4 separate regions of the Mus musculus genome follow, and all the other regions are linked to region 1. Evidence: chromatin loops called from intact Hi-C (ENCODE). Cell type or tissue: heart. All regions are shown on one strand. Region 1 holds the start of Inppl1 (inositol polyphosphate phosphatase-like 1). Region 2 holds the start of Anapc15 (anaphase promoting complex C subunit 15). Region 3 holds the start of Numa1 (nuclear mitotic apparatus protein 1). Region 4 holds the start of Tomt (transmembrane O-methyltransferase).

Region 1 (8,000 bases):
TATAGTACATGCGTGGAGGTCAGAGGAGAACTTTCAGGAGTCAGTTCTTTCTACCATGTAGGTCTGGGGTTGAACTCAGGTCATCAGGCTTGCTGGCCAGTGCCATTCTTCACTCACTGAGCCATCTTGTTGGCCTGGTTTTGTTGTTGTTGTTTTGTTTGTGAACAATGAAGCCAGTGGTGGTGCACGCCTTTGATCCCAGCACTCAGAAGGCAGAGGCAGGTGGATCTCTGAGTTTGAGGCCAGCCTGGTCTACAGAGTTCCAGGACAGATAGCCAGGGCTACACAGAGAACTCCTGTCTCTAAAATATAAAATGAAATAAAAGAGTAAGTGAACAAATGGAGCGACTGGTACCCCATGTAGACTAGCTATCAGGCTGCTGCCGAACTCACAGTCAGCTGCTTCTGTTTCTCAACTGCACTGCAGTCACGGGATTAAAGGTGTGTGTGTTCCATGTCATGCCTGGCTTATTTTGGAGTGGCATTTTTTTAAAAAAGATTTATTTATTCAATTTATGTATATGAGTATACTGTAGCTGTCTTCAGACACACCAGAAGAGGGCATCAGATCCCATTGTAGATTTTTGTGAGCCACCATGTGGTTGCTAGGACTTGAACTCAGGACCTCTGGAAGACCAGTCTTAACCGCTGAGCCATCTCTCCAGCCCTATTTTAGAGTTTTAAAAGATTATTTCTTTCTTTGTTTTTTGTTTGTTTGTTTGTTTTTTGGAGACAGGGTCTTACACAGCCCAAGCTGATTTTGAAGGATGTGACTAAGGTGACCTTGAATTCCTGATTCTCTTGCCTCTACATTTTTCCCCCAGTGCTGGTTTTGTAAGCATGTGCCGCCATGATGGGTATGCTTCATTTGTTTTTGAGATAGAGTCTCATCAATGCTATCTGGGCTGCTCTTGGATTCATGATCCTCCTCCATCCTCGGTCTCCTGAATTCTGGGATTACAAGGCATGTTGCCAACATGCCCAGCTGAAAAGAGTTTTTATAAAGTGTGAGAGATGCTTCATAAATGAGCTATTATCCCGAAAACAAGGCTCCTCTAGCTTCTTTCTTATACTGTGATGAGTATAAGAGTAGTCCTATACGCTAGAGATGGAACTTCTGGGGGTCTAGGATAGAGGGGCCTTTGTGGTAAGTGTTCAACAGAAAAGCCTGTGTGAGGCAGGGAAGAAGTGAGGACCAGGTGAAGCAAGGCTGGAAGGTGACATGCGGGACAGAGTAGGGTAGAGGGACTCAGCCCTGTGTCTTTCCCAACTAGTGTAGTCCATGGAAGAAAAATGCCTGTTGCTCAGTCAACACCAGCCAGGAGCTACACAAGGCTGACTCCCGTCTGTACTTCAACTGGGATCACTGTGGCAAGATGGAGCCTGCCTGTAAGAGTCACTTCATCCAAGACTCCTGCCTGTATGAGTGCTCCCCCAACCTTGGGCCTTGGATCCAGCAAGTATGGGTGCTTCCTTCACATGCTTCAGAAAGGCTAACTAACCTTAGGCTCAGTCTCTTTAGCTGCCAACATTTCCTTTACCTAGGTGGACCAGAGTTGGCGTAAAGAGCGTTTCCTGGATGTGCCCTTATGCAAAGAGGACTGTCACCAGTGGTGGGAAGCCTGTCGTACCTCCTTTACCTGCAAGAGAGACTGGCATAAAGGCTGGGACTGGTCCTCAGGTAAGGACCTCTGGGTAGCGAGATGAATGTAGGGTTTGGAAAGGGGGAGATTAAAGATGTTTGGGGTGACCAGAGGTGAGGTTTGACCCTAGGTCTAAATGTCTGTGCCCACTATGATTCTGCCTGCAGGCATTAACAAGTGCCCAAACACAGCACCCTGTCACACGTTTGAGTACTACTTCCCGACACCAGCCAGCCTTTGCGAGGGTCTCTGGAGTCACTCCTACAAGGTCAGCAACTACAGCAGAGGGAGTGGCCGCTGCATCCAGATGTGGTTTGACTCAACCCAGGGCAATCCGAATGAGGACGTGGTGAAGTTTTATGCTTCCTTTATGACATCTGGGACTGTGCCCCATGCAGCAGTACTTCTTGTGCCCAGCCTGGCCCCAGTGCTGTCATTATGGCTCCCTGGCTGAGAGGTCAGTCTTCCTCTCTAGATTTCTCCTCTATCTACCCTTGGTCTGGTTCAACTCTTCAAAGAATAAGGAAGTCTTGAGCCTGCTTCCACCCCTCTCCTCTGTCATCCAGTTCCTGATCCATGTTGGGGGTTGGGGTTTCTACAATCATTTTCAATAAATCTATGACACATCTGGGCCTAATGAATTATTGTCACTGTGAGCTTGTGAGTGGGTGGGGACAGATCCTTTCCAGTCAGAGTAAATAGTGTTTCAAAACTCACCATCACTATACAAATGTTCATTGTAAGTTCCCTCCTCCTAGAAGGTGGATGAACCGAGCGTCTGTGCTTCAGTAGCCTGTAGGAATCTAGTTGCTTCTCAAATAACAGGAAGATCCAGGATTTTTAAATTATATCATTCTCAAGCATTATCCCATCATGGGCTGAGAACATAACTCAGTTGGAAGAGTGCTTGCCTGGAGAGCTTGAGTCCAACAAAAACAAAAATACATCTCAGGGGGCTGGAGAGATGGCTCAGTGGTTAAGGCCACTGACTGCTCTTCCAGAGGTTCTGAGTTCAATTCTCAGCAACCACATGGTGGCTCACAACCATCTGTAATGGGATCTGATGTGTCTGAAGACAGCTACATTGTGCTCATATACATTAAATAAATAAATAAAATAATTAAAAAAAAAAACAAAAACAAAACACATTCCCTATTCCCATCATGTGTCTGCTTAGCTCTGTTCTCAGCTTACAAAGGGGAAGCTGGAAACGGGAGTCCAGCAGAGATTCTGGAGAAAGGGGTAAAAATTCACACTGCCTACTATGATATAGATTGACTGGGTTGGGGTCCCTTGGACGAGGATAGTCCATTAGGAAGTCAATCTGGAAGATACAGAAGAAACAAAAGCTTGCATTTCGCCCAGTGCTGTATCCTACTGATGAAGCCAAAGAAACTATTAGTGGCTTCCCAGAGGCAGAAGCACCCTCTAGCCTTCGGCTAAATTGTATTTGTGTTTATTCTGAGTGTGTGCCTAGGTGTGTGGGCTGCATGGATGACTTGGCACAGGTGTGGAAGTCAGAGGACAACATGCAGGAGCTCTCTCCTTCCACCACATGGGTCCCTGGGGTTCAACTCAAAGTCTTCAAACTTGGCAAAAGCGCCTTTACCTGTTAAGCCATCTCACCCCAATGACACAGTCTTTAGCATCGCCGTCCTCTCAGGAAGCTGTAAATATATTGATTTTGGAGGGTCGTGACAGCTTTTCTCCAACTCGTTCTCCTTTCTTTCTTTGAGGCCACATCTCTTATGTAGTCTTGGATGGGCTGGAAGTCTAGACCAAGGAAGCTGGCTTACAACTAGGTAGAGTTCCATTTGCTTCTGCCTCCTGTGGGTCGGGAATACAGGCATAGGAAAGTAAGACCCCACTGCACACCCCCGGGATCTGGGGTGGGCGTCCTCCATTCCCGGCGGGAGGAGCTGGGTACAGATTGGAGGATGTTACTTTATTTAAGCCCTGGCAGGACCAGGAGAAACAGGTAGGTGGGTGGAGGATCTCTGTTTTTGTATTTATCTGTTCTGGAAGGTCCCTACAGACCCGTCACGTCCCAGGCTTTGTTCTAGATGGGTTAAGCCAATGCAAATTGGCTTATCCTCTAAACAGAGGGAAACTCCTCAGGGTTGACCCCAGGCTCGGTCAACAGGTTCAATTTACCAGAGCGAAAGTTCTCTCCCAGGTTAAAGGGATGCTCCTGACAGACTCTAGGAGTTGGTGGTTGTAGGCAAGCGGCTAGAGGCCTGCGCCTTTAAGGAGCCAGGGGGCAGAGGGGCGGGGCAGGAAGAGAAATCCTTGGAGACGCCACCACCATCCAGGTCTTTTTTTAGGGGGGAAATAGGGCGGGCCAAAGCCCTGTTTGGGTTCCGCCCCGTCTTCTCCCGCCGGGTCCCCTTTTCCGCCCCAGGGGTCGGTGGATGGGAGGTCTTAGCAGCCAGAGTCTTAGGAGCTCCCTGCTCGCACCTGGCCCACGGAAGCGCAAGTTTGTTGATTTGGAGGGAGTAGCCGGAGCGGGGGCGGTGCTAATAATACCCGTTCAGTCCCCAGTCGCGCTTTACAGTTTACACAGCTGTCACCTTCGTTACTCCTTAATTAATAATAAAAATAGCCGCCGTCCCGGAGCGCACGCTGCATGCCAGGCCCTGAGCTTTACAGGCAGAGCCCCAATGAGCCCGCCCTCGTAACGTTACCCCAGTTATCGAAAGCGAGAAGCTCGGGCGCACTGAAGAGCCAAGGCTGTCCCGAGGTCACTCTGCGGGCGTGCGGCGGAGACCGGGACGCGGGCGGACGAGGCGGGGCGCGGGCGGGGCGGAAGGCGCGGGGTGCGCGGTGGCGGCGGATGGCCATCTTAAGTGGCCGCGGGGAGTCCAGGGAGGCTTCCCCGGGCTAGGAGTCAACCCGAGTCGCCCTAGAGGTGGGGCCTGCGTTCGGTAGTTGAGGCTCTGAGACTTGAGGGAACTTTTTTTCTAGGTAGTCGAGGGGGTCCTCCTGGTCTGGGACTGCAAAACCTGGGCCTGCGGGTGTGGGGCGTGGTGCCAGGCAATTTGGTGGAGATGGGGGAAGGGTTTTGCCAGGCTGGAGGGCCTGCGGGGACCGGTGCGTGAAAGGCACCTCGAGCGCGCGCGTATGTGTGGGGTGGGGTATCGGATCTCTTTGGGATCTTGTGGGATGTGTCAGGAATCGTTTTGGGGGGTTCAGGTCTGAAGGGGCCTCTGACCTTATAGGAGTTACGAGAACTTGTTCTCTTGGATGTTGTAGTAGTTGTGGATGTCTATCCTGGAGCCTTGCTTTCCGAACCTTGATCCCGCAAGGCTGTGGGGGTGCCGAGTAGAAGAGATGTGTGTAGTAGAATCAGATTTGCATAGGGATTAGGGGTCATCTCATTGCGAATCGTTGGAAGGATTGAATTCACCAGCGAGAACTTGGACTCACAAGTTGTCCCGGAGCGGGTACCGGGGAACTGGATCTTCTTGAGGTGGGGGGACAAAATAATTGTGGGACTTGGGAGGTGCTGGTCTTGCGGGTCCTGTAGGGCTGTCGGAGCATCGTCCTTGCCGAGAGAGGCTGGGGGCAGGGGCGGCCCGGGCTCTGGGCCGAGTGGAGGGGGAGGGGACCGGCCAGCTCCTAGCTCCGTTCCCGCCCCTCCCCCGCCGCCTCTGAACAAACTTTTCTTTCTCTTCAAGTTGAGGCCGGCGCTGCGGGCGGCGGCGGCTGCGCGGAGATCCAGGCGGTTGGCGCGGCCAAGCGTGGAACCCACATACTGGGTTCTCTCGGGCTGGTGGATCCTTAGTCCCGGGACCCGGGCCCAACCTCGACTTCAAGCTTCCCCGGGCGGATGGCGCGGAGCGGCAGGCATCGGCGGCGCTGAGCCCTGCGTGGGCCATGGCCTCAGTGTGTGGGACACCGAGTCCCGGGGGTGCGCTAGGCAGCCCGGCCCCAGCCTGGTATCACCGTGACCTGAGCCGCGCTGCTGCGGAGGAGCTCCTGGCTCGGGCGGGCCGCGATGGCAGCTTCCTGGTGCGAGATAGCGAGAGCGTGGCGGGGGCCTTCGCACTCTGCGTCCTGTGAGTAGGGCGGGCACACGCCGAGTGTTCCTTGGTTGTGGTGGCAATCGTGGTAGTGGGGTGACTGTAGCTGGTGGGGCTGCAGCCCTGTCTCCAGGGGAGACCTTGACTTTATCGCTGGGTGGAGGAAGGATACAGGGGAGCACTTCCTGCTGTGCCTGGAGCACTTTCTGAGGCCCGAGGCCAGAGTTCTGAAGCTCAGGGTGGGTGTGATGGCAAGAAACAGTGGCAGACGGCGGTAGACCAGCTTAGACTTTCTCCCAGATGTACAGGGAAAGGATGCATGCTCCACATGAGTGCAGTTCGTTTTAAAGCACTGCAGTAGGGGGCAGAGAGACCAGTGTTTGGACGCCTGGGCAATTCTGCGACTATATATGATTGTAGGGTGGAGTTGAATAGTGTGTGTTGGGAGGAAGACTTGGGGGAGGCAACAGGGTGAAGCTGTGTGGGACAGAACCTTCATTTTTTTTTCCTTTCTTTTTCTTCCTTTCTTTTAAGATTTATTTTCTGTACACTGTAGCTGTACAGATGGTTGCAAGCCTTCATGTGGGTGTTGGGAATTGAATTTAGGACTTCTGCTCGCTCTGGTCAACTCTACTCACTCAGGCCGGCAGATTTATTATAAATCAGTACACTGTAGCTGTCTTCAGGCACCAGAAGAGGGCATCAGATCTCTTGACGGGTAGTTGTGAGCCACCATGTGGTTGCTGGGATTTGAACTCAGGACCTTTGAAAGAGCAGTCAGTGCTCTTACCTGCTGAGCCATCTTGCCAGCCCTCAGAACCTTCATTTCATGAGTCAATGAGTGAGTCTCTCTTGGCTCTAGATTGAGCTCTGGTTATCTGGCCGTGGATGAGTGCTGAGCCTAAAGCTAGACTTGGCAGTCTTCTGAGTGGGCCAGGTTCTGTGACTGCCCCTGGCAGCTGTGTGTGGTAATGGTTTGTAGTGTTCTTTCTGACCTCTACTCCCTGCCCCACAGTTCCACACTAAGTGGGCCCCTGTGAGAAGCATTAGGGGCTTGCGTTTAGATTTAGTGAAAATACTCTTAAACAACCCATTTCCTGTCCCATCTTTCTCCTTCTTCTGACACCTTTGGGAACAATTTTGATTGTTACTCTTGGGATGGGGCTGTGGGCATTTGGTGGAGAGGAGACAAAGATATTGCTACATATTTGTCATACCTAAGATGACAAAGGATTTGGTGGTTCCAAAGGCTAGTAGTAGTGTTGACAGTGAGAACGCTGGCCAAGACAGTTGACCTGCTGAGTGAGGGGTTCTGGGAACCTCTCGGCTTCTGCAACAAGTCGGAGGTCCACCTAGTGTGGAGAGACTAAAGCCAGACATCTTAATGTCCATAAAAAATCCCAAGACTCTGCCTCCTAGCTACCTCTAAACAGATCCCTTAATTAGGGAGGGGACAGGGCAGGTGCTGGATCAGCTGCTGAGTGGGAGGGGGACAGCTGAGGCTTTCTCTGGGTAAGGAACTATTGTCCAGTGAAGAGAGATCCTGGTTCCATTGTCAGGAGGAGTGTGTGTGTGTGTGTGTGTGTGTGTGTGTGTGTTTATAGGGAGGCAGATTTCAGCTCTCAGGAGCCTGGCAGAAGGGATCAGAAGTGGCTGGTTTCTTAGGTTTCCCAAACACATGCTTACGTATACACACATCACAGTACACAAAGAACATTCAAGACACACCCCTACCCTGACAGACAAACTTGCTTCTGCTCTCGTACTCGATACCAGCCAGCCCTACCTTTTGTTTGTTCTGTATCCTTGGGCAAATGATTTTTTTCCTTCCTGAGCCCCAGTTTTCTCATCTGGAAATATTAATGTATCTGCTGTACAGTATGAATATGAAACGAGCTATGTGGAATGCATAGCACAGTCAGGGTTTGGTGACTGGGATGTTCTTGTTGTCATCAATACAGATCCAGATACCACAAAATGATGTACCCTGAGTCAGGTGGGGCTAGCTTTAGGGAGAAAATGACCTTGTGGTGTTTGGTCCTCTCTGGAGCCAACACCCACTTCTGCCCAGCATAGACAAGAGACCACAGTGCCTATTTGAGGTGTGGAGGCCAAGGGAGCCTTCCATCCCCCACTTAGTGTGTGTCTGGCTCAGCTGTCACCTGCTCAGCTGCTGCTGCCATCTGTCAGCACCCCTCTTGGCTTGGGGTTCCTAGAGGCTGAGTCTCCCATCAGGATCCCCTTTGGGTCATTCCAGTTTCCTGATGCTTGAGGAGAGAAAGCATAGCCCCCCCCACAATCCTCTGTAAAAATACCCCTGGACGCACCCAACTCC
Region 2 (8,000 bases), 58 kb before region 1:
TGGAGGCCCATGCTCTGCTCCCACATGGCGCCACTGTATTGGCTGACCATGTGCTTTTTCCTGGTGCACCCCGCTTCCTACAGTACACCAAGAGCTGTGGTCGCTATCGCTGCCGCCTTCACCACACCAGCCTCCCAGACTTCCCTGCCATTAAAGATGGCATAGCCCAACTCACCTATACTGGACCCGGCTGAGGTCCAGGACCTGAGATATTTACTAATACAATTCCAACCCCATTCAAGCAGACCTCAGAATATCTCGTTTCCCTCTCTGTCTTGTATCCAACACATGCTATGGTCAGGCTGGGGAGGCATTCTTTTCAACTTTGTCCCCCTCCAACCTCCATATTAATCTGAAGTGTCAAATTCTATTAGCCTTTTTGGTCCTACAAGGTCCCCTCATAGAAAATCAGGAACTGGAAGCAAGAGGCTTGAGCTGTCAATTTAGTTATTGATTGCTCCCTCCAAGTGAATCTTTCCCTCCTCTGAGATTCAGTTTACTCTTAACACTGAGACAGCTGGCTGAAGGGGCTGGAGAGATAATTCAACAGTTAAGAGCACTGCCAGACGCTCCCTACCTAAAGGACCTGGGTTCAATTCCCAGCACTCACATAGCACAGGCACACATGTGATATACATACATACAGACAAAACACTTTTAAGCATAACATAAATAAATTAAAACAACAAAAAAAGACATCTGGTTGGCAGAAGCCCAGAGCCTCACACCTATGAGATTCAGATGAGATCAGAGGCAGCTGCAGACACTGAGACCCTGTAGGAACATCTGGGTACAAGCTAGGCCATAAGAATTACCAATCACAGAAACCTGGGCTCTGATCCTGGCCAACATGGTCCATTAGGTTTGCTTGAGAGTCCTTACATAACCCCGTCCCAATGTCCAAGAAAAGATTCTGAACTCTGGGTCCCACCAACAAACAGGGAATAGACATTGGGGAAACAATCAGTCCTGTGTCTTTATTAAAGAGGGCTAGAAAGGGACCACACCTGGCAACCAAGGAGTGAGGTACCAGCCAGGAAGGTGGGATGGGCTCAGGCTCTTGGGATTCAAGGGAAGACTCATGGCCTGGAAGGGCCCAAGGAGACCTTGTCCTGGCAGTAGCTGAGAAAGTGCCTAAGGGAAAGCTTTAGGCACTACAGCCACAAGCTGGTTCTGCAGGCTGAGGGGCTGAGGCTGTAGATTCAAAATAGGTTGGGGTGGTCTGGAATCACTGAGGCCACCTTGGCTTGTCTACCTAGATCATCCACTGGTCCTGATCCTGTTCGTTGCCTTCCATGTCCACCTGAAGAGGAGGCTGGGTGTGGGTGGGGAGGAGCCTCAGCCAGCCTCAGCCCAGATCCTGCCCCTGGGTACAGCCAGGGTTTCTGTATGCCTTGGCCATCAATTAGATCAGGGGCAGGAGCCTAGGAACAAAGGCACTCCCCTACACCCCGCCTACCTCATTGACCTCTCCATCATCAGGTGACTCATTATAGTCATTCATCTCATCCATGTCTTGCATGTCCTCATCATCTTCGGAATCCTCTTCACTGTCCTCATCATCTTCATCATCCTCTTCTTCCTCATCATCGTAGTGCTGGTAGAGCAGAAAGATTCTGTAGGCCTCAGGGCGCCTGGACCAGGTCAAGAGCTGGCCAACTTGGAGCTTCCACCTTCCCAACCTTGCCTGCCTTGAGTCTGGCAGGCTGCTGCATGACCTGAAGGTCCTTAGTACTAGGCACAATGCATAGCCCCTCAGGTTCCCACGTTTTCTGTCTTCCCAGATTGAAAACCACAATTGTACTGAGCCAAAAGTAAGGCCATTAAAGTAAAGCCTTGTTCTACTGGGCTTCACATAGGCCCCACCCACAGGAACCACTCACCTCTGAGGCCGGCTTGCCAATTGGTACCAGGTTGTTGTCTTTCTCTGCGATGCTTTGGAGCTGTGGGCAAAGGAGTAGGGGGGAAAGTAGGGCCAAGGCACAAGCAGGGCAGGTCAGGGGCATTGGACTGGCTTCCCCTACCCCTGAAGAGACCCCAAATGTTGAAACAAAGCTTCTCCCCCCAGTTCTCAGGAAGATGCAATCTCTCTCCTGTCATCTGTTCCTTATAAAATTGATAGACATATGGAAAGTCTTTGGGCCTCTGTTTTTTTTTTTCATATAATTCTGGTGAAAGTGAAATTATTAAGTTCTGTGATGTATAGAAAAGATCCTAGGCTGTCAGGGGCTTGACATCTATCTAATCTACCCCCGAAATCCTATGGTCCCTCAGCGAGTTAGGGTGCCACAAAATAAGAACTTTATCCCCCAAAACTCAGCTTGACTATTCCCCACAGAGGAACCTTTTTCTAAGCAGGTCTCCAGCGTAAGGCAAGCTCACGGCCCGGTGGTAGACCTCCATGCTGCACTGGGTCCTCACTCACCCAGGCCTGATGCTGCTGCTCCTGCTGCTGCAGCTCTGTCTCCTCCACACAGGGTCGGTCCAGATTAAACCACAGTGTCTCAGTCACACGAGGGAAGAGTGACGGGAACAAGGTGGACATGGCTCCTAAGCTGAGGGAAAGGGTCACGTGAATATGTTTTGTTTTGTTTTGATGCAGTTGAAATTTGATTTAGGGATAGGGTGGATTGGGTGGGTAGCAGAGAAGCTGCCCTGCCCTCTTGAAATCAGACAGACCTGAGTTTGAGTCCTGGCTCCATCACTTACTAGCTCTTTGATTTTGGCCAATACACTTAACCTCTCTGGGCCTCAGTTTCCTCATCTGTAAGAATGGGGATAATTAAAATTATATCATCCTCAGTTATTACGACAAACAAAGAAAATAATGAGTAAAGCTGTATGTTGCTTAAAGAGAGAAGAGACTGGGAGCCAGAGATGGAATGTGGCATTGTGATTATGCACAAGATTAGCAATAGCAGAGATCTAGTAAAATTCATTTTAAATACACACACACACACGCACCACAAAACTTATTTTTTGCTCTTTTGATTCATGTCACATCCAACCAGTGCAAAATGGTGTGGACATGAACCACCTCTCTCACCAACCAGTCAAACTGCAGTACACACAACCAAGGATAAAAGAAATTCTCAGAGGGATGAGTAAATAACAAACAAATGAAGAATGAACTAACATGGAAGAGAACAAAATCAACTCTGTGGGCTGAAGCTGCTGACCAGGAAGGTCACCAAGAAGCTGAACTAAAACGCCCTGGCTCACAAACCCAGTGACATGTAGAGCTTGACTTTGGCCACACACTCGATGGGGGCTTAAATCCTACGCAAGGCAGGGATCCTGGCCCAGCACTGTAGGAAGGGCACAGGAAAAAATAGAGTTGGTGTCTACCTTGGTGTTTCCCCCTATTTTTAGTAAATGAAACAGGGTTACAATATTTAGCCCTGACTGTCGTGGAATTCTCTATATAGACCAGGCTAGTCCCAAACTCACAGAGCTCCGCATGCCTCAGCCCCCGGATGCTGGGATTAAAGGCGTATACCAGCCCCCACACCCGGCCCTACTCTAGCTTTTGTTCCAACTTAATTTGACCCACGCAGAACTAGACGCTGTCATTCCCTAGACCAAAGCCCCCCCAGGTCCGTGTGATGGGGGAAAAAAAAAAAGGCGCGTCCACCACGATCCCGAAAGCACTGACAGATTTTATATACTAAAATTCTACCCACCACCGCCCATTCTTTGCTCATTATGATAATGACTGCGAGATTGACCAACAGGAAGGAGGCAGGGGCGGGTCTCCGTCAGGATTTTGACCTTATAGGGATGCTAATCGCAAAATGCGCGCGGCCTGGCCGAAGCCAATTAACTGCAAGAAATGCTGGGTGACAGGAAGTGAAACCAATGCATGACGGACCATGTGCGATGGGTGGGGCTTAGACTCTAGGAAACGGCCAGTGAGCAGGATGTCTTTAAGAGTAAAAATGGGGAAAATGAACTGCTAGGGAAGCGAGTCAAAGGAACTGGGTTTCTCTGGAAGCCGGAAGAAAGAACAAGCAAGGAAACGGCAGCAGTCTCGTTTCCGCACTTACCGCGCCAAGAGCCGGCAGCCGGCGGCGACCCGGAAGCGTTTCCCCAGGTCTGAGCGGAAGAACCCACCAGAATCCGGGACTCACTAACGCATGCGTCTTGCGTCTCCTTTTGTTTCCCGCTTCAACACCGAGCCGGAAGTGATGTTGATGTACTTTAGTTACGTACTAGTTGGGGGAGGACCCTCGCTTGCCCCGCCTACCTGTCAGCTCCTCCTTGAATCTCCAGCGGCAGGGTTTCTCCAGGCTAGCCCCTCGCCTGCGTTCGACTAGTCCCGCCCTCCTGCCACTCGGCGGTGTTTGCGTGTTAATCTCCTCGAAATAGTATGGTTTCCAGAAATGTTCGCTTGTGTGGATGCCGTGTGTGCTGCTGCGTTCCAAGAAACATCTGTTTCTTCCCTTCTGTTCTCTCAGACTCGGTTTTCTGTTTGAACCCTTCTCCTCCTCCTCCTCCTCCTCCTCCTCCTCCTCCTCCTCCTCCTCCAACTCCTCCAAGATCTATTTATTATATGTAAGTACACTGTAATTGTTTTTCAGACGCACCAGAAGAGGGCATCAAATCTCGTTACGGATGGTTGTGAGCCACCATGTTGCTGGGATTTGAACTCGGGACTTTTGGAAGAGAAGTCAATGCTTTTAAGCGCTGAACCATCTCACCAGCCCCTCTTTTCTTCTTTTTTAATTTTGGTTTCTCGAGACAGGGAACTCAGAAATCCACCTGCCTCTGCCTCTGCCTCTGCCTCTGCCTCTGCCTCTGCCTCTGCCTCTCTGCCTCCCAAATGCTGGGATGAAAGGCATTCGCCAGCACTGCCCGGCATCCATTCTTTTCTTTCTGAGAGGATACCTTGAACATGCTAGACAAGCCTCTGTCATGGAACTACATCATATTCATAATATTTACTTTTCTTTTTTGAGACAAGGTTTCATTGCGTATTCCTAACTGGCCTGAAATTCACTATCTAGACCAGGTTGGCTTCGAAGTCTTCCTGTTGGTATTAAAGCTGTGTAACACCACGCTGGCCTCTTTTTTATCTATTTAAAATTTTATCTTATGTATATGTGTGTTTGAACATCGTGTGTGTGTGTGTGTGTGTGTGTGTGTGTGTGTGTATGCATGTGTATGTATGTGTAGGCCCAAGAGTGATGCTGGGAATTTTCCTCAATTGCTCTTCTATCTTATTCTTATTCAATACCACAAGTCCCTGCTATCGCTGGTCTGACTATCCAGGTTCTCTGAGAATTCTCTGTCTTTACAGAAATTACAGGCTGGTTGCCATAACCATCCAGCAATCATGTGGGTTCTGAGGACCCAAACACCAATCCTGGCTTCTTTTACAACAAGCACTTTAACCCCTAAGGTATCTCCCCAGGCCTGTACATTCTTTGTCTACGCTGTTTCTTCTGTAACTAGCATGATAATCTGCCTGGTTTTCCTCCTGTTCTTGGCTCTGGTGAAGAGTGATGAGATAGAACTGTTCAAGAGGTTCCGTATGTGCTTCCTATCAAATCTGATTGTATGGCCCAAGAGGTCAGCTTCAGCTTCAAACGTTTTCAAACGTTAGCAAGCTCTGCTTATTAAAATTGTAGCACTCAGGGACCTGAGACAAGAGGATGTGAAGTTCAAGATTAGACTGGGCTATGTAGCAAGCTCAATGCCAGCCTGAAATGTATAAGCCCCTGTCTCTCACAAAAACAGGTGCAAATTTTAAAAATAAAAATAACGGACAGTGAGATAGTTCAGTGGGTAGAGGCACTTGCTAACAAACCAAGGACCCAACTTCAATCCCTGGACCCACATGGTAGAAAGAGAAAGCTGCCTCTCACAAGTTGTCTTGTGACCTGCATGTGCACACTGTAGCAGTTCTCTGCTGCCTTGCACACCAAATAAATGTGCATCAGAAAAAAATTGTTAACTAGATGTAGTGACAATGTTGGTTTCTTTAAAAACACAGAAATATTGTAAGAATCTTTTCCTGGGGTTTGCAAGTATGGCATCTTGGAAGGTGAAGCGGCACATGCCCCGCCCCCACGCCCAACCCCCAGCATTTAGAAGGCAGAGGTAAGAGAATATCTGTGAATTATAGGCCAGCAAGGCTACATAAAGAGACCCTGTCCCAAAATAGAAAATAAATGAACCCACAAAACCAAATATATGTGCATCACTTCTGAGCAGTGAATATACATCAGTGAACAAATAGACCCTCCTGTGGTGGCAGCTTTTGTTCCAGTGAGAGAAACAATAAAGAAGTTACAAATAATATAAATAACAGTTTTAAGATCGGAGTAAATACTTAGAATAAAATATTGTAGGTAGGGGGTTGGGATTTAGTTCAATGATAAAACCTAGGTTGGTCCTCTGCTCCAGAAAAACAGAATTTATAGGCGTAATATTTTAGGGGGTGGGGACAAGAAAATCAATGGGATAGCAACTTTTGAGTAGTTGGGGAGTGGGAAGGGAAGAAGTGAAGGAGAAAAAAGGGGTAGATAGGAGCCGGGCGTGGTGGCACACACCTTTAATCCTAGCACTCAGGAGGCAGAGGAAGGCAGATTTCTGAGTTCAAGGTCAGCCTGGTCTACAAAGTGAGTTCCAGGGCAGCCTGAGCTATACAGAGAAACCCTGTCTTGAAAAAAAAAGGGGGGGGGTAGATAGAAGATAGTAGATGGATGAATAGATATATAGATAGATAAGTAGGTAGGTAGGTAGGTATATAGGTAGGCAGGTAGGTAAATGGATAGAGACCAAGCACCTCATGTCAAAGCCCTAGAAGGGTTTCAGCACAGTGTCCTATGTAATGAAAACATGGATGAAGACAGACAGGCGGTAGTAATCAGATGGATGCCGCCTTGCAGATAGGTCAAGTGTGGACGCTGGCTTTTCTATTGTACAGGGAGCAAGTGAGGGGTTATGAACAGTAGATGCATTCAATCTGCTTTATATTTTAACAGTTACTTTGTCTCATTTAGAAAAAAATTGGGGAGCACAGCCGCATGGGCAGGGAGACACCTTAGGAGCCTATTACAATAATCCGGAGGTATGGGGACAGACGAAGTAGCCCAGCAATTAAGAGACTCTACTGAATCAAAATGGTGAAACTCTCACCTTAGTATGGTTAACCTTAGATTCTACGGGCTGGCTTGGAACTGGCAATGTAGCTGAGGATAGCTTGAACTCCTGATCATCCTAAGGACAGGGATTATGTGTGTATTCTAGCACAGTGACTTTCACTGAACTAGCCTGTGATTGAGAGAGTGATAGTATTCATTGCTATCATTATGTGGAATCCTTTATCTTTGGCATTATATTCATCAAAACTTTTTTATGTTGTCATCTGCAATACATTAAATGGGGGTTATACTGCTAAATGAACTGCTCTTACAGAGGACCAAAGTTCAGTTCCCAGCAGCTATATACATATTAAGAGGTAACCACTTGGATTCTCTTAGTAACCATTTGGAGTTCCAACTCAAGGGCTTTTCAGATCTTGCTGGGCACTGTATTCATATGTACAAATTCACACACAGACATATACATTATACTAATAATTAAAAATAAAACAAGCCGGGCATGGTGGCACACGCCTTTAATCCCAGCACTCCGGAGGCAGAGGCAGGCAGATTTCTGAGTTCGAGGCCAGCCGGGTCTACAAAGTGAGCTCCAGGACAGCCAGGGCTATAAAGAGAAACCCTGTCTCGAAAAACCAAAAAAAAAAAAAAAAAAAAAAAAAAGGTCTACTGTGGCCCAACTTTGTACAAAACCATGATTCTGTTTGCTACCCCCATAGATTTTAAGCTTCTAGAGGGTAGAGGTGGGATGGTCTCTGTACCTTTAAGGCCATTCTTTTCTTTTTTTAAAGGTTTATTTATTTTATGTATATGAGTACATTGTCCCTGTCTTCAGAAACATCAGAAGAGTCATTGAATTCCATTACAGATGGTTGTGAGCCACCATGTGGTTGC
Region 3 (8,000 bases), 130 kb before region 1:
AGAGAGGGGTCAGGTTGCTCAGCTCTGGAGGTCTCTTCTGAAAACAATTGTGGTTTTTGGTGATATGCCAGAGGGTCTGTGAGGCAGCCCAACTCCTTCCTCCCATGTGCCATCCCTTAGTCTGGGCTTCAGCTCCTTCTTAACGGCTACCTGCCTGAACACCACCACCTCACCTCAAGATAACACCAAAGTGAACTTTGGTCTTGGCTACTGACCTGTTCAAGTTCTCAACTTAGGAGCCCCTGCCAGCACTGACCCTCGTTCTTTTACTGTTCCTACTCCCAGAATGTTAGGGCCACAGGCTTCCACCTCAAGGTGTCATTCCTCAAACCCACCAGGCTCCAACTCCAAAGTTCCAAAGGCTTAGAGACTCACAGGTAAGAAAATGGCTGCAGCATCTGTACACCTGAGTTCAGGCAAAACCTAACTATCAGTTACCCTGCTATAAAAATTCCAGGCTCCAGCACCACTCCCTAAAATAGATACCCTCTCCTTCACCTGAGCAACTTGTGCGCTGTTGGACTGAACACTGATGTTGGGAGTTCCTCTGGGAGGAATACATCAAGAGACACAGGCAACTAACCTGTGACTTGGATCTTACCTGGTTTGCTACCTTAGAGGGCCCTGACAAAGGCCAAGCTACCTTGATAAAATGTTTATTCATTATACACGGGAGGTGGAGACAGGAGGATTGCTTGTACCCAGTCTTAACAACAACAATAGCAATAGCAAAGCCAGGTGTAGTGGTCCATACCCTCAGAAAGCAGAGGCAGGCGCATCTTTGTGAGTGTAAAGCCAGCTTGGTCCACATACCAAGTTCCAGGCCAGTCAGGGTGACATAGGAAAATCACTTCTCAAAAAAACAAAACCAAACAAACAAATTAAAAGGGGGGGGGGGCTGGAGAGATGGCTCAGTTGTTAAGAGCACTGACTGCTCTTCCAGGGGTTCAGAGTTCAATTCCCAGCAACCACATGGTAGCTCACAACCATCTGTAATGGGATCTGATGCCCTCTTATGGTGTGTCTGAAGAGAGCTACAGTGTACTCATTAAACAAACAACAAACAAAAACAGAGGAGCTGAAGGGGATTGCAACCCCATAGGAAGAATAACATCAGCTGGCCGGACCACCCAGTGTTCCCAGACATTAGATCAGGAACCAAGGAGTGCAGTGCACGGGCATGGAGTGCACACATGACTACAGATACTTATGTAGCAGAGGACCACCTTGCCTAACAGCAATGGGAGGGGAGGCCCTTGGTCCTGTGGAGGTTTGATGCCCCAGCTTAGGGGGATACTGAAGCAGCAGGGTGGGAGAGAGTGGGTGGGTGGGGGAGCACCCTCATGGAGGCAAAGGAGAGGGGGTACAGGATGGATGCAGGATGGAGAGATTTGTGGAGGGTAACAGGCAAGTGGGATATCATTTGAGATGTAAAGGAATAGAATGATTAATTAAAAAAGAAAGGAAATCAAAAAAAGAAAAAAGAAAAACAAACAAAAATTAAATCCCAAACAACAAAAGGAGCTGTCTTGCTGGTGTGTCCTCTGGCTAACAAAGGGGCTGAGTTGTTTTGAGATGGTTTTCCTTTAGTTTTTTTCAAGACAGGTGTTCTCTGTGTAAACCTGACTATCCTAGAACTTGCTCTGTAGACCAGACTGGGCTCCAATTCAGAGATCTGCCTGCTTCTGCCCCCCAAGTGCTGAGATTAAAGATGTGCACCACCACCATTCATACCAAAAGAAAAAAAGGGGGAAAAAAGGCCAAGAAAAGCATTATCTTTTCTCTATTATGGGGGAAAGCCCTGAGTAGGCTGTGTGGACAAGTCAATTGTTTCTCAGCATTTCTGCAATCAAAAGCAAATGAAGTTACTGGATGAATTCTCTACTTGCTCTAAGGCACTAACTTTCAGCTCAGGCCTCTCCCTCTGCACATACACCACTCTCTTTGTAACCTAGATTTCTGACTCAGAGTCCTGAGAATCTGGAAAGGAATGAAAAGACTTCAGGAAAACCCCACATTCCGTTGTTTCTTTAAAAAAAAAATCGTCCTTGGTGACTCCCACCTCTAGAGCACTTTGAAAGGCTGAGGCAGGAAGATGGCTCTGAGTTCTAGGGCAGGTAAGGCCACATAATCAAGAGGAGAAAAAGGGGAAAGAGGAGGAGGCAAAGAGTTTTTTAATGACCTAAAAGCCTCAGGAGGACTGAGAAGCCCCCAGAAGTAAGTAGGCCCATAACACCTAGGAACAGGGACGCTCCTGACAAGAAAGTCCAAACACCAACCCTTGAGTATTTACAGTTTTGAGACTGCAGAGTACAGATCTGCAGATGCAATCGCCAACCTTCAAAAGTTCCCTTTTCTGCCCTATAAAACCCCAAGCCCTTTGTATCTCTTCAGCCTCCACTCCCCAGAGAGCCTGCTGCCCTTCATTGTTCTAATTAAAGGACAATCTGCTTCTGTTGAGGTCAGTCTATTTTCACATTGCCGGGCTTAATCAGAGCTAACAGTACTGACACCTAGTCCTTTCCCCCATATTCGTAAGGTCATGATCGGAAAAATGTTAGCAGAAAAGTTGCAATCATGAACTAGACTGCGGCCTACAGGCAGATACTGTGTGAAGTGCCTGCGCAAGCGCACATACACAGCCCTCTGGGGCAGTTCATCAGCACCTATCCCCAACCACTACATTCACACACTCAGATCCCTGGCAGCTGACAAAAATAAAAAATAAAAAAAGACACGTTTTCATTGTCCAACACCGCAAAAACATCTAGGACCACACAAGGAAACAGGGAAGCCCTCTACTGGGCCGTCTCTATAGCTCTAGGACAGGCGCACACATTACTCCCTCCAAACAAAAACACGCTGACATCTATGAGGGGAAAGAAAGGCGCCAACTCCCGGATGTTGGCAAGCTCTGCGCAGGGCCAGCGCCTGTTTCTCAGTGTTTACTTGCTCTCCCTTTCCTCTCCCTCCCCTCTAAGGATGGCGCAGCAAAGGGAGGTGAGGGGGATGAACCACCCCACCCTCTCGTCCATTTTTTTGAAAAAACAAAACAAAACAAAACTAACCCGAGAAAGAGTGAGGGAGAAAAAGTCTTAGTGCTGGGGGCCTTACCGGACTCCTAAAGCCAAACGTATCTACAGGTTTTAATCCGCCATTAGCATTTAAATCTTGAAAGGACAGGGGTAGGGGGGGGCAGTGGAAAGTAACCCCACACACAAAAGAAAAGTTGTTGGGTTTCTTCTCAGTCGGCCAGGCAGAAGCAATCTTCCTGGCTGACAGCCAGAAGTGCGTCACAGCCAGGAGTCTGCTTTCTTTAAAGGCACAGCGAGCTTCCGCGCGGTCTGGGAGCAACAGCGAAGCCAAGAGCTCGGGGGGGGGGGACGGGGGGGGGACGACGCCTACCAGGAGGACCCAGGTGAAGCCTGCCCGTGCCCTAAAAACTGAGCAGGACGTGCGGGGGCGGGGAGAGTGGCTAGGGCGCAAGCCCGCAGGCTCCATTGCTGAAGGGAGAGCACGCGCAGCAAGGGCTGGAGGCTGTGGCGTAAACACACAAAAACGCACCCGCGGTGGCCGGCCTCACCAACCTGAGATGGCCAGGACACTCCCCCTTCGCTGCTTTCCAGCAGGGCTTAAGGCAGTAGCAGTGACGGCCTGTCCACCTCCGAGACCAGCCCTATCGGGCAGGCCCAGAGCCGCCGAACCCACGGCCAGCCCCTGGCGGGAAAGGCGCCCGGCGCAGAGGAAGCCTGGGAGCCGAGCGCAGGGGAGCCGCACGGCGCAGGCCTTGTACAGGGGCAGCTTCCTGCGGCGCGGCGAGGGGGGCGTGTCTGCAGGCGCACGGCCGCCCGCCGGCTCCCCGCCACACAAAGCGCAGGCCTCCTCAGAGCGCCCTGCCTGCCCGCCCGCCTGCCCGCCCTAGGACTTGGCCACCCTAGCCTGTTCTCCGCAGGGAATCTCTTCAGCCCCTACCTTCTGCGTAGCAAGGCCAAGATGCCATGCTGTGTGCCTGCTCCTCCCACTCCTCCACCCAAACGAGCGGCCCAGGCAGTTTCTAGCCGCGGAGCGTAGGCCTCGCTCTTCTGTCCCGATAGCTGCGCTATTGTTGACTGGAATGGCCGCCAAAATCCCAGCTGTGCTGCCAGAACCTAATCCGCTGTTCCTGTGGGCATTTGTGGGGAGGGGCCGAGGGGCCAAGGCACAGTTCTGAGTATGGCAGGCGCTGGCTAGAGCCCTCAACAGGCACAGGGACTCATCATCCTCAGAGTCTGCTGCAACTATATGACTAAAAGAAATGTCACACTCAGACAAGATCTCGACAGCGTTGCCACCCACTGGACACCTCCTGGGATAGTTAAAGGAATTCCCTCACTTTACAACTAGAAACATTTAATGAAGTATGTGTAATGTATTGCTATTAAATATTGTTAATACCCATACAAGAATTATACCCAACGTCTGAGCTAGGGTTACAATTCCACAGATCAGAAGTGACTACAAGTTTTATCCCAAGATGGTACATGTTAACTCATATAAAAGATGTAAGGAAACTAACCAGTTTAGATGAGGGAAGGATTAGAAAACTGAAGTAATATTTTAATCTGGATCTTCAAGCACAAAATCAAATTTTTCCTCTCGGGAAAGGGAGAAGAAAGCAGAAAGGTGTGGTAGCAGTGAGAGACCAGGTGTCAAAGGTGAACTGAGGTCAGAATTGGGAAATCTTGAACTTCAAGGATTCAAATAAAGGATCTGGGATGGTTTTAACAGAGAGCTGTGGTATGAGCCAGATTAACCTGACAAAATGGTTCTCTGGCAGCAAGGTGAGCTAGGAGGCTACCCAATAGATAGGAAGGTGTTGAGGACACGGATGGTAGAGAATAGTTAAAAGAGGAATGAGAAGCATTGAGGAGAAAGAAGCTGACAAAAAGCAGGAGACTCAAAGCCACCATGGTGCTGTGTGCTTACAGTCCTGGCAAGTGGGAGGTTGGAGCAGAAGGCCAGCCTGATCCACTCACTACTAGAGTTCCAGCCCAGCCAAGGCAGAGTAACAGCCTATCTCAAACAAGACAAAACTAGGAGGAGCAACTGTACCGGGAAGAAAGTACATGGCATATGTGAATCACATGTGAGGAGGAGATGGGGGTCTGAAGAAGAAACAGGATATAATAGATAGTAGCTAATGCTTACTAAGAACCTACTAACATGCCTCAAACCATCCTACTGACCTATTGGGCATCATTTCATTAGGCTTCAACACCTCTTTATGAAGCAGGTAAATTACCACTCAACTTTAAGATGACTTTTTTAAAAAGACTTATTATTTATGTGAATACACTGTCACTGTCTTCAGACACACCAGAAGAGGGCACTGGATCCCATTACAGATGTGAGCCACCATGTGGTTGCTAGGAATTTAACTCAGGACCTCGGAAAGAGCAGTCAGGTGCTCTTAATCGCTGAGCCATCTCTCCAGCCCTACCACTCAACTGTAGACATGAGGAAGCTAAGCCACAAAGTGACTATCTTACATACATATCACAAATCACTTGCAGCTAACTACATAACCCTGGCAAGGATTCCTCAGATTCCTAGATGAAAGCATAGCCTCCTCTGCTTTAAGAGTACAAGCATGAACTCAGTAACATTCGCAAGGTGCCCAACACACTGACTTTTAGCACAGAAGGTGCTAGTGGATGCTTCACAAAGGTTGGTCTCTGTCACCAGGGTGTCCCAGCAGAAGGTTTACCAGTGCTAAAGAAGCTAGAGATATTCCTCCTGGAACAGGATGGTACCTTCAGTGTGACCGCCTTTTCCCCACCAGTTCCTCTCTCGGCTTTTACTTTATAGGCACACTTCAAATCTCAATCCCTCCAATATTAAACTGGTAACAGTAGTGGATTACTGGGGACAATCACTTGGGGACTTCCTACACTGTATGTATGTTTTTATGGTTGGATTTATTTTTTTATTATTTATTTACTTATTTTGGTTTTTTTGAGACAGGGTTTCTCTGTATAGCCCTGGCTGTCCTGGAACTCACTATGTAGACCAGGCTGGCCTCGAACTCAGAAATCCGCCTGCCTCTGCCTCCCAAGTGCTGGGATTAAAGGTGTGTGCCACCACACCCAGTGATTGGATTTATTTTTAATAACCATGTACAAAAAGACACAATGGCTCAGGAGATATGCATGATCTGGTCTGAAGACCTAGGATCTACATGGTAGACAAGAACTCACTCCCAACAGCTGTTCTCTGACACACACAAAAACATGATTTTAGTGTTTAAAAATTATGCTAATCATGTACAAAGCTCAAGAAATGGTTTTATATATATTTTTGTGAAAGTCTCTTTCATCTAGAATGACAACTCCTTAAGGACATACCCCAGTTCCCTCTCTATGATCAGCCATAGTCCCTAGCTTACTAAAGCTCATTAAATCTGTTCCACTGAACTACATTTGTATGGCAGCTTTCCAAACACAGTCTCTGGCTACTAAAAGAATGTGTGTGCTGAGTAGAGGGGATGAGGTGTTGGTGAGATCCATACCCAAGACTGCAGACACATTGCTCTCTCAAACCTACAGCCTGTTCTCACCATCCCTCTGTAGTCTGTACTTAGCAACTGCTATTAGCAGAAAGGACGGCTTCTATTCAAAGGACTACCACAAATACAAATGTTCACATTTTATGAAAAGAAATGGCAAAAATAGTTAAAGACTGGCACACCCTAAAATTGTATGGGATGAAAATAAGAGGGTTGCTAAACTGCCCACCAGTCTCTGCAGTTCCACTTGGTACTGTGAGTCCTGAAACTTCACAGTGAAGACAGAGTAGATACTGTATCTCTCCATCTTGCCCCTGCTCTAAACACAAGGTAACACGTTCCAGTTGAACCACTGCTGTAGAAGGCTTGAAATCTCCTCTAGAATTTCCCTGCCAAGTCCTTACACTTCGAGGCCAACTAACTTATGGGCTACCCAGGAAGTGTGGCTAGTTTCTCCACTTCTCTTTCTTCTCAACCAAGAAAGATCACTTGGCTCCTGCCTGGTTCTACAAGGCACTCATTACCCCACCAAAAGGGGCGGGGTGGGGTGGGGATAAAGAAAGGGGTTTTGGAAGAACTCACAATGCAGGAGGAGTGAGTTCTGATAGAAGCTGAAGAGTGGTAGTAAGTTAGAAGCACACAGTTGTTCAAAGGGTCTGGTAATACTCCATCTCCCATTGTAGCCAGTAGGCTGCAGCAATTTGGTATTCATTTTATTATTCTTGTTTAAAATGTCAGTGTTGGGCTGAAGAGATGGCTCAATGGTTAAGAGCACTGACTGATCTTCCAGAGGTCCTGAGTTCAACTCCCAGCAACCACATGGTGGCTCATAACCATCTGTAGTGGAATCCAATGCCCTCTTCTAACGTATCTGAAGATAGACAGCCACGGTGTACTCATATACATAAAATAAATAAATCTTTTTTTAAAATGTCAGTGTTATAAGTTTTAATGTATACTATCCTTTTGTCACAGTTTAAAGAAATGACAGGGAATAGGCTATGATATAACTCAGTGGTGAACACTGCCTCGCATATGTGAGGCTTTTGGTTCCATCCTTAGCAATGAAAAATGAGAGAGTAATTCCCCGGAGGCCCCCCAGAACTGGGGTGATTCTAGTATAAATAATACTATTCCAAGGCCTCTATAACCTGGCTCCAGTTTTACTTCCTACTACACTTATGCCCTTACCCAAACTCTCCACCCTGCCAGGCAATTTTAGATGTATGTAATTTTAGATGGAATGTTTTATGTAGACGAAGGGCTCTAGGGTCAGCTACAAATGAGCCCTAGATCCAGATTGTTGGTTCTAACATTTACTAGCCAGGTGACCTTAGACAAGTTATTTAATCTTTTTAATTCTCAGATCATTTTCTCTAAAATAGAGATAACCATAGTATTTATTTACCTCATTGAGTTAACGTGCAGATTAAAAAACAAAGCATGGCAAGTGTTT
Region 4 (8,000 bases), 68 kb before region 1:
CATGCTTACCTGTACTGCCTTGCCCGGTCCATGTACTCATGCTGTTCCATGCCCTGGGAGTCTGCGGCAGACACATCAATGATGTTGCTTTGAAAAGGAGAGACAGAGAAGACATGACAGGTGCTTTAGATGGTCACAGACGAGAAGCAGTGCTAGGTGCGAATCCCAAGGCCTTCTGACACTAGTACTCAGCCAGCCCACCGTAACAAGGCAGAACCCAGTGACATCGCTCCCTAATGACCTTGTCCCATCCTCTATGTTCCAAACTTGGCTGCCTGTGTCCCAGCCTGGTCCTGTGACACTCACCTAGCTGTCTTGGCAAGGATGGAGGAAAGCAGGGCCTGCTCATCTGTGCGAGCTGAAGGTAGGCTATGGTAGTTGGGCTCGGCTCCATTGAGGGCTTTGGTAGGGGTGCTACTGGGGTCCAGCAGCAGCTTCCTCTCCTCCCGATCCTAGGAGGGGCCAGTAGAGAAAAGTCAGCCCCAGGGCCTTAAGTCTAATCTTCCTTTCATTTCAAAGGTTCTGACATACTAAAACTACTTTTATGAGCATGACTCCAAGTGTCCAGGTAGATGCAGAGTCAGAAAACATTCACTCTCAGACTGGCCCAGTTGGTGGTCTAGGATGAACCTAGAGAACCTAAAAAACATTCAGAGGGGAGCAAAGCAACACTGACATTCCTGGAGCCTCAGTAACTGGTCAACCCCTTCTGGACAAAGGCTATTGGAACTGACTGAAAGTTGGAGAAGGCGGGAAAATATCAAAGTAAGGTTCTAGAGGAGAAATCAATGCAAGTCAAAAGCCCAAGAACAGCCTTCCTGGTTCCCCGGGGAAAGTACTGCCCAGCAAAGATGTCTACCCACAACATAAGGCCCTAGCATGGCCAGATAAGTCCCTGGACTGCAAGGAAGCAGGCCAGTTGTACGCTGCCATTCCTCGCTTTATCTTAGTGCAGAAACTCCAAGCCCACAGCCGAGATACAGTCACCAATGTCCTCTCTCCCCCCCCTTTCTCTCCAGGATCTTTGTACACACATGCACACAAAGCACAGTCCTCCCATGTTCCCCAGGCTGCGAGGGTACTATAGAACCCAGCTGGCCTGGTACTCGCCAGGGTCGGGCCTCTACCTCCTGATTTGCTGACCTGAGAGAACAGTGGAGCTCTTCCTCCCAGACAAACTACACTCTCCCTGACCCAGTCAGCCCAGTCTCCAGCAACCCTGCTTACTAACCTCCACAGACAACCTCAAACACCAGAACCAATTTAGAATTAAACCAAAACTACATCTCCTAACATTGGACTTTCCTTGTCCTGGTTCAGACCTTGTTCTAATCTACTGCCTTAAGTCCATCAGTAGAGACCCCTGCTGGCTGTGTCAGCTGCAATCTGGATAAGCAGACCTGATTCAAGTCTATTTGGGCCCTAGAAGGCTCGGGACATGGCAACTTCTGAAGGAGTATAGTGTGTAGAAGGAGAGGAATGCTGGCCAGTGCTGACCCATCAACTTCCAGTGGCCGCCAGCCAGTCTCAGCAGTCCTCCTGGGCTGTCTCAGTTCCCACCAGCTTCCCAGTTACAGGAGCCAGCTCTCCTGCTCACAACTCTCCCTATGATGGCTACTTCCTCCTGCCTGGCCTGCCCCACCCCAGACAGGCTCAGCCTTTCCACTTTGCTCTTCCTCCTCAGAACTACATTGCCCAAATGTCCTCAAACCACTCGACCCAGTTCACCACGACAGAAGGAAACATCTACGGTCTTCTGCCTCAGGTTCCTGGACAATCTATCTTTCTCCTTCCTCAGTATCAATAGGCTAGACAGATAAAAGGTTTACCAAAGGTGAAAGGGTCTCTAAGGGAAGCTGGTGGTCACAAGGAGTCCCCCACGGCTGCTGCCGGTCCTTTCCCCAGCACTGCTCCTGACAAATATTCCTTCAGGATAGGGCCGTGTCATCCCCAACCCCACCGGGAAAAAGTTAATGACATCACCTGACACCCACAGAATGAGTGATACATGGGGTAGGTTTCTTACATCAAGGTTTGCTTCCTAAGCCAATACAACCTGAGTCAAGATTTCATTATTGACTTTAGCAGACCTAAGGTGTCTGCCCACCACTACCTCAGAGCCTGTCCCAGTATATAAGGTATGTGTCTTGTTCTTAGAACACCATGACTAGAGTACTTTTTTTGTTGTTTTTGTTTTTTGTTTTTCGAAACAGGGTTTCTCTGTGTAGCCCTGGCTGTCCTGGAACTCACTTTGTAGACCAGGCTGGCCTCAAACTCAGAAATCCACCTGCCTCTGCTTCCCGAGTGCTGGGATTAAAGGCGTGCGCCACCACGCCCGGCGTGGCTAGAGTACTTCTAACATTAGCTAAATTGCTTCAATCCTCCTAACTTTTCCCTCACCTTTAAACATTTTACAGGTAACTAGCAGGAGTCAAATGAAGCAATCGTAGGCGGCCTCTGAAGACCTATTGCTTATACATTTTTCTTTTTGAGACAGACAGGCCCTGAACTTACTGTGTAGCCAGACAGACCACAAACTTGAGGCAGTTCTGTGTCAGCCTCCTAAGTACTGGGACTCACTCTCTTAGGTGTAAGGTAATTCTTACACTTCTAATACAGGGACAGGCAATGCTGAAGAGGGCCTACCTAAAGAGGGACTGGGGATATGACCCTGGGGTTTGATCTCTACGACTGCATAAAACTGGACATAGTGAGTGACATATGCCTAGGATCCCAGCACTCAGGGAGAAGCAGAACCAGAAATTCAAGGTCATCCTCAACTGTATGGCAGGTCTGCAGCCAGTCTGGGCTTCAGGAGACCTTTTTAAAAACAAACCAAACCAGCCAGAAATGAGAATCTGTAAAGAGGAAGGTGGAATTTTAGCTTTCCCTCCATAACTCTGCTGTTAGGCAGGGATATCTGCCTTCTTCTTCCTTTTCTGTTGTTTTGTGGTGGGTTCCTATTTTTGCAGTTCTAGCCTTTAGCATGACAGAATGAAGTGAAAGTTACGGCCACAGGCATGTCAAACTCAGGTCAAGCAATGAATGAGGTTCAGGAAGCACTCACCCCGACACAAATCACATTCTCCTGAACTGCAGGGTTCACTGGGGGGAAGAACACCTTCCCAAGTACAGCGACACCACTTATGTCTCTGACTGTATCCTCCACTAGACCGGGTGAAACTGTTCTCTGTGGCACGGTGCCTACTGTGTGTAGACATCAGGGCTCAGGCTTCGAGGCAGCTGTTAAGAGGAATGGCCAGGGGGCTGACACCCAGCCTTGCAAAAGTCTTCCCCTCCTCAAAAGCGTCTAGGCAGGGAAGGGACTGTAGTAGAGAGGAATGAGATGCACCAAGGGGAAGATGGAAATTTAAAAACAAGACACTGAAGTCTCTCCAAGTCGATGCTTTCTCGAAAAGAGTAAGATCTACAATCACATTCTTCAGAGAGGAACTCTCTAGCTCGAGGAACCCTCAGGCACCAGGCAGGGAACAGCAAACCAAACTCATAAATCAAATCCCCTTTCCTCTATATCGGTCAAAGCAAACTCTATTGCTCCCCAACGTCCCGATGTCTTCGCTCTATTAATTCTTCACTGGCCAACTCAAATGACAGTAACTTGGTGTCAACTTTTGACACCAAGCCAACAGTGGCAGAACAGTTGACAGAACACACAGAAATTCCTGATTTATCTCGGGAGACTGAGAGCCTCAAATTACCTATCTCTACAATGGGTCCACTAAGCCAAGCTGCAGTGAAGACAGAGGAATCTGTGAGCGCGAATGTTTCCCGAGAACCCAGTCTGAGGATTCGAGTGGTGAGATACGAGGGGACTGGAGAGTGGAAGGGGAGGGGCCGAGTCAGGCGGCGACCGCCGCAACCCTAGGCAGAAGTAAGACTAGGATCTTTAAGAGGGTAGGAGCCCGGCTGGCCGTCCTCTCTGTAATCTGTCCCCTCCAGGCCTCCGTACTCGGTGAGCCTGCAGTCCGGCTCCCCGCCACTGCGGGCTTTATTCTGGGCCCCGAGCCCCGCGGTCGTAGCCCACAGTCCCAAACCCCGTCCGCCGCTGTCGCACCTGGTCCGAGTCCTCGTTTTCGCTGCTATAGCAGCACCCCATGGCGGGGTCGGGCCGGGCGCTCAGGCGGCGCCGAGGAGGGACGGCGTCCGTCAGGAGCCTTTCCGGTCACATGACCCGCGGCTGCCTCTCGCTCCCCTCCCCCTCGCCTAGCCTGTCCTAAAGCCGCTCCGGCGCCACAGCCAAATCTTGCCTTCCGGTCCCGCCTCGCCGCGTGACAATCGCCAACCAATGGAAAAGTGCGTCCTACGTGAGCGGACCCGCGGCACGTGATAGGAAGGCAGGCGGGGCGAGTCACATGATTTTGTTGTCCTAGTCTCTAACTCCGAATCCTTGCGTCCCTTAGCTTTAGTGGCCAGTGCAGTGCGACGAGTTGTGTGGTCACATGGTGTCAGGGCCACCTTTGTGGGCCCAGTGCTATATCAAGATAAATTCTTAAGTGCCATGCAAGTGGCGAGTAGCGTACTGGAGGGAGATGTACTTCACTCAGAACTCTTTGCTAGTTTCTTTGTCCTTTATGTGTGCGAGAGAGACCAAGGTCTCACTACGTAGCCCTCACTGACCTGGAATTTGCTGTGTAGCCCAGGCTGAACTCGAATTCAGAGAGCCACTTACCTCTGCCTTACCAGTATTAAACGCATATGTATTTTTATTTTGAGTATGTGAGTGTGGAGGTCACAGAATAACTTCTAAGAGTTGGTTGTATCTTTCCACCATGAGGGTCGTAGGAATTGTTAGATTGGCAAACTTTGGGGCAGGCACAGTTTAGCCATCTCTCTACTCAAGTATTTGGCAGTTTCTTGACTAAGGTGAATTCTGCCTGAGTAGGCAGATGGCAGACACTTCTCTTTCCAAATCAGGGATTAGAGTATTCAAAGTCTCAATACAAACTTTTCTTCCTGATTGCCTTTTCTGATTCTCTTCTGAGCACTTCTCTTTACTTAATCTGGTGCCACTCACTTATTAACAAATCATAGGGCTAGAGACAACGCAGTGATTAAGAGCACTGGCTGCTGCTCCCCCAGAAGGCCCAAGTTCAATTCCCAGCACCTACATGGTGACTTACAATCATATATAGCTCCAGACCCAGGAGAAACAATGCCCCTTCTGGCCTCTGGCAGCAGGCAAGTACACACACACAGTGCACAGACACATACGTGCAGACCAAACACTCATACACATAAACTTAATTTAAAAGACATACCCCAGGGCTGGAGAGATGGCTCATCGGATGAGAGCTCTGACTGCTCTTCTGGAGGTCCTGAGTTCAAATCCCAGGAACCACATGGTGGCTCACAACCATCTGTAACAAGATCTGATGCCCTCTTATGGTGTGTCTGAAGACAACTACAATGTAGTTACATAAAATAAATAAATGAAATCTTAAAAAAAATTAAAAAAAAAAAGACATACCCCAGGGCTGGAGAGATGGCCCAGTGGTTAAGAGCACCGACTGCTCTTCCGAAGGTCCTGAGTTCAAATCCCAGCAACCACATGGTGGCTCACAACCATCCATAATGAGATCTGACACCCTCTTCTGGTGCATTTGAAGACAGCTACAGTGCACTTAGATATAATAAATAAATCTTAAAAAAATACATACCCCAAATATTTATTGTCTATAGTGTGCCACTCTAGTGTTCAGTTTGGATAGGTAGCTGGGCAGAAAACAGCCCAAGATCCAGACCATGGAATCCCTAGTCAGGTGGTCAGTGTATTCTATAGTTGTGTTTTTTAGTTCATTTCTTCTACCACATGTGAGTAACTGAGAGACAAGGACAGAGTCTGACTTTACTCTGTAACTGATACCCTAACACTTACTTACAGAAAACTTGGGGAGCTGGGCATGGTGGCGCAGGCCTTTAATCCCAGCACTTGGGAGGCAGAGGCAGGCGGATTTCTGAGTTCGAGGCCAGCCTGGTCTATAAAATGAGTTCCAAGACAGCCAGGGCTATAGAGAGAAACCCTGTCTCAAAAAACAAAACAAACAAACAAACAACCCAGAAAACTTGGGTTTTGAATTCAGTAAATAATTTTCAATTACTTTGGTTTACACCATGCCGCATGTCCTGATCCCAAGGGGTTAGAAAAGTCACCTAGTAATATTTATTAATTCTTCAGATTAAGACCCTAGAGTTCTGCTAAGTTTCTCAAAGGCCTGAGAAATAGGAGGCAGCTGAAGTTTGGTAACCTGAACTGCAGGTCTCAGGTAACAACAGCCTCAACATCAATAATTGAAATCAGGTCCAGCCTCCATCCTTGGGGTTAGTCCTCTGAAGGACTCCCATTCCGGTACCTGGTCTTTCTTAGGAGCCTTCAGCTCAGGTAAGCAGGGCCTTGTGGGTTCTCAGGTACATCAATTCATGCCCACATCACAAATGCTTCACATTCCTTCATACAATCTAGATTTTAACAGACACCCCTCTTCCAACCAAGGGTCTTGCAAAAATAGCCTATCAGGCTCCGATCTAAGGGGAGGAGCAGGGGGGGAAAGAACAGCTATCCCCTATAGGTGGTCCTGGAGAAGAAAGCTGAATGGTGAGAATGTGTGGTGTGTGCATGTACATATTTGCACTTACAGAGAATTCTCTTTGGAGGGGGATACAAATATAAAAATACAGGACTGGAGAAAATACACAGGACCAGGGAGGACCCACACCTCCAGGGAAGAGCAAACAGAAAATCCTTGGATAGAAAAAACAAACACTCCACTCTAACATGGTATAGAGGGTGGATTTATTTTTGAGATAGGGTCTCAAATGTAGTACAGGTTGGCTTCAAACTTTGGATCTCCTACCTTGGCCTTCCTCATGATGGGATTACAAGTGTACACCAAAATACCATAGATAGTATTTTCTTTAATTTTTAAATGATATTATTTATTTCTATTATATATGTATGGGTGCTTTGCCCAAATGTACTGAATGTACTTCTATACACTATGTACATACAGTGCCCACAGAAACCACAAGAGGGCACTGGATCCCCTGGGCCTGGAGTTACAGACAGTTGTGAGCAACCAGTTGTGGGTGCTGAGAATCAAACCCAGGACCTTTGGAAGAGCAGCCAGTACTCTTAACCACTAAGCCATCTGCCAAATGTTTTGTTTGTTTGCTGTTTGCTGTTAGAATTTATGAGTGTTTTGCTTATATTCATGTTTACTTGTGTGAGCCCCTGGAGGTCAGAAGAGGGGGTTGGATCTTCTGGAACTGAGGATACAGCTAGATGGTTGTGAACTAACATGAGTACTGGGAACAAACCTAGGTCCTCTGCAAGAGTGACAAGTTCTCTTAACCACTGAGCCATCTCTCCAGCTGCAGGCGTAGTGTTTTAAATTGCTTCTTACTGTGACAAAGTGCAGTGAGAATGTGAATGGGTTTCACAACAAAGCTGTTCTCTTTTGCTTCCCATAATGGATCAGAGGAGTCCAGGCAGACCAGGTATGGTAGGAGGAAGACACCCCAAGAAACAGATGAAAAAGGTCTTGAGGAAAGTCAGAAAGTGGGTGGGATCAGCAACAATGCAGTACTAGATCTGCAGCCAGGACCAGAGATATAGTTTGTGGTTGAGTGTTAAACAGCAGGAGGTTGCAAAGAGCACAGGCTGAACTCAAATCCCAGTTCTGCTGTGTCTTTGGCAAAGGACAGCCTCTCAGACATGTTTGTATAAGCGTGGAAATTGCATAAATAAGTCTGCACAAATGACAGGCAAATGGTACATCTAGGTTTCCCCGCCAGCCTCCCTCTATCCTAGGACCCAGGTAGGGACAATGTCCCCTGCCATTGCACTGGCATTCCTGCCACTCGTGGTAACACTGCTGGTGAGATACCGGCACCATTTCCGACTGCTGGTGCGTACAGTCCTGCTGAGAGGATTTCGAGACTGCCTGTCAGGACTTCGGATTGAGGAGCGGGCTTTCAGCTAT

Evidence for each region. Hi-C counts contacts between places; a loop is a spot of excess contacts. Peaks named below come from ENCODE experiments on the same cell type or tissue, not always from the same donor. Only the 100,000 strongest peaks of a DNase experiment are listed, where the experiment ranks them.
Region 2: a loop joins it to region 1, with 4 times the contacts of the local background. A loop is called at or near these places in 12 of 42 quality-filtered maps.
Region 3: a loop joins it to region 1, with 6 times the contacts of the local background. A loop is called at or near these places in 2 of 42 quality-filtered maps.
Region 4: it touches region 1 in a loop (4-fold over the local background); 12 of 42 quality-filtered maps call a loop at or near these places.

The regions. Positions count from the first base shown.
Region 1 is chr7:101,834,272-101,842,271 of GRCm38, reverse strand. Inppl1 (inositol polyphosphate phosphatase-like 1) reads left to right here and starts at 4,448. Exons shown (of 29, transcript NM_001122739.1): 1 at 4,448-4,551; 2 at 5,321-5,701. The coding sequence starts at 5,520. It overlaps Folr2 (folate receptor 2 (fetal)), which reads left to right. Exons shown (of 5, transcript NM_008035.2): 3 at 1,275-1,460; 4 at 1,546-1,681; 5 at 1,811-2,284. The coding sequence ends at 2,097. It overlaps Gm10602 (a long non-coding RNA gene), which reads right to left and starts at 6,014. Exons shown (of 2, transcript XR_003946663.1): 1 at 4,855-6,014; 2 at 1,588-3,470. In heart, CTCF peaks have their summits at 592 (motif pointing right), 3,899 and 6,361 (motif pointing right); DNase peaks (open chromatin) are centred at 3,981, 4,331, 5,401, 5,501 and 2 weaker places; H3K4me3 peaks cover 4,839 bases; H3K27ac peaks cover 4,817 bases.
Region 2 is chr7:101,892,497-101,900,496 of GRCm38, reverse strand. It overlaps Anapc15 (anaphase promoting complex C subunit 15), which reads right to left and starts at 4,166. Exons shown (of 6, transcript NM_027532.4): 1 at 4,047-4,166; 2 at 2,680-2,764; 3 at 2,426-2,555; 4 at 1,884-1,943; 5 at 1,460-1,597; 6 at 952-1,303. The coding sequence starts at 2,702. The coding sequence ends at 1,256. It overlaps Tomt (transmembrane O-methyltransferase), which reads left to right. Exons shown (of 4, transcript NM_001081679.1): 4 at 1-694. The coding sequence ends at 194. In heart, CTCF peaks have their summits at 4,349 and 4,593 (motif pointing right); DNase peaks (open chromatin) are centred at 3,796 and 4,176; H3K4me3 peaks cover 2,203 bases; H3K27ac peaks cover 2,633 bases.
Region 3 is chr7:101,965,942-101,973,941 of GRCm38, reverse strand. It overlaps Numa1 (nuclear mitotic apparatus protein 1), which reads right to left and starts at 4,099. Exons shown (of 25, transcript NM_133947.3): 1 at 3,973-4,099. In heart, CTCF peaks have their summits at 2,808 (motif pointing left) and 3,727; DNase peaks (open chromatin) are centred at 2,651, 2,911, 3,301 and 3,771; H3K4me3 peaks cover 2,799 bases; H3K27ac peaks cover 3,502 bases.
Region 4 is chr7:101,902,116-101,910,115 of GRCm38, reverse strand. It overlaps Tomt (transmembrane O-methyltransferase), which reads left to right and starts at 3,757. Exons shown (of 4, transcript NM_001081679.1): 1 at 3,757-3,817; 2 at 7,829-8,000. The coding sequence starts at 7,845. Lamtor1 (late endosomal/lysosomal adaptor, MAPK and MTOR activator 1) reads right to left here and starts at 4,279. Exons shown (of 5, transcript NM_025605.3): 1 at 4,076-4,279; 2 at 307-452; 3 at 10-87. The coding sequence starts at 4,117. In heart, CTCF peaks have their summits at 4,057 and 7,049 (motif pointing right); DNase peaks (open chromatin) are centred at 1,575, 3,175 and 4,285; H3K4me3 peaks cover 1,896 bases; H3K27ac peaks cover 2,925 bases.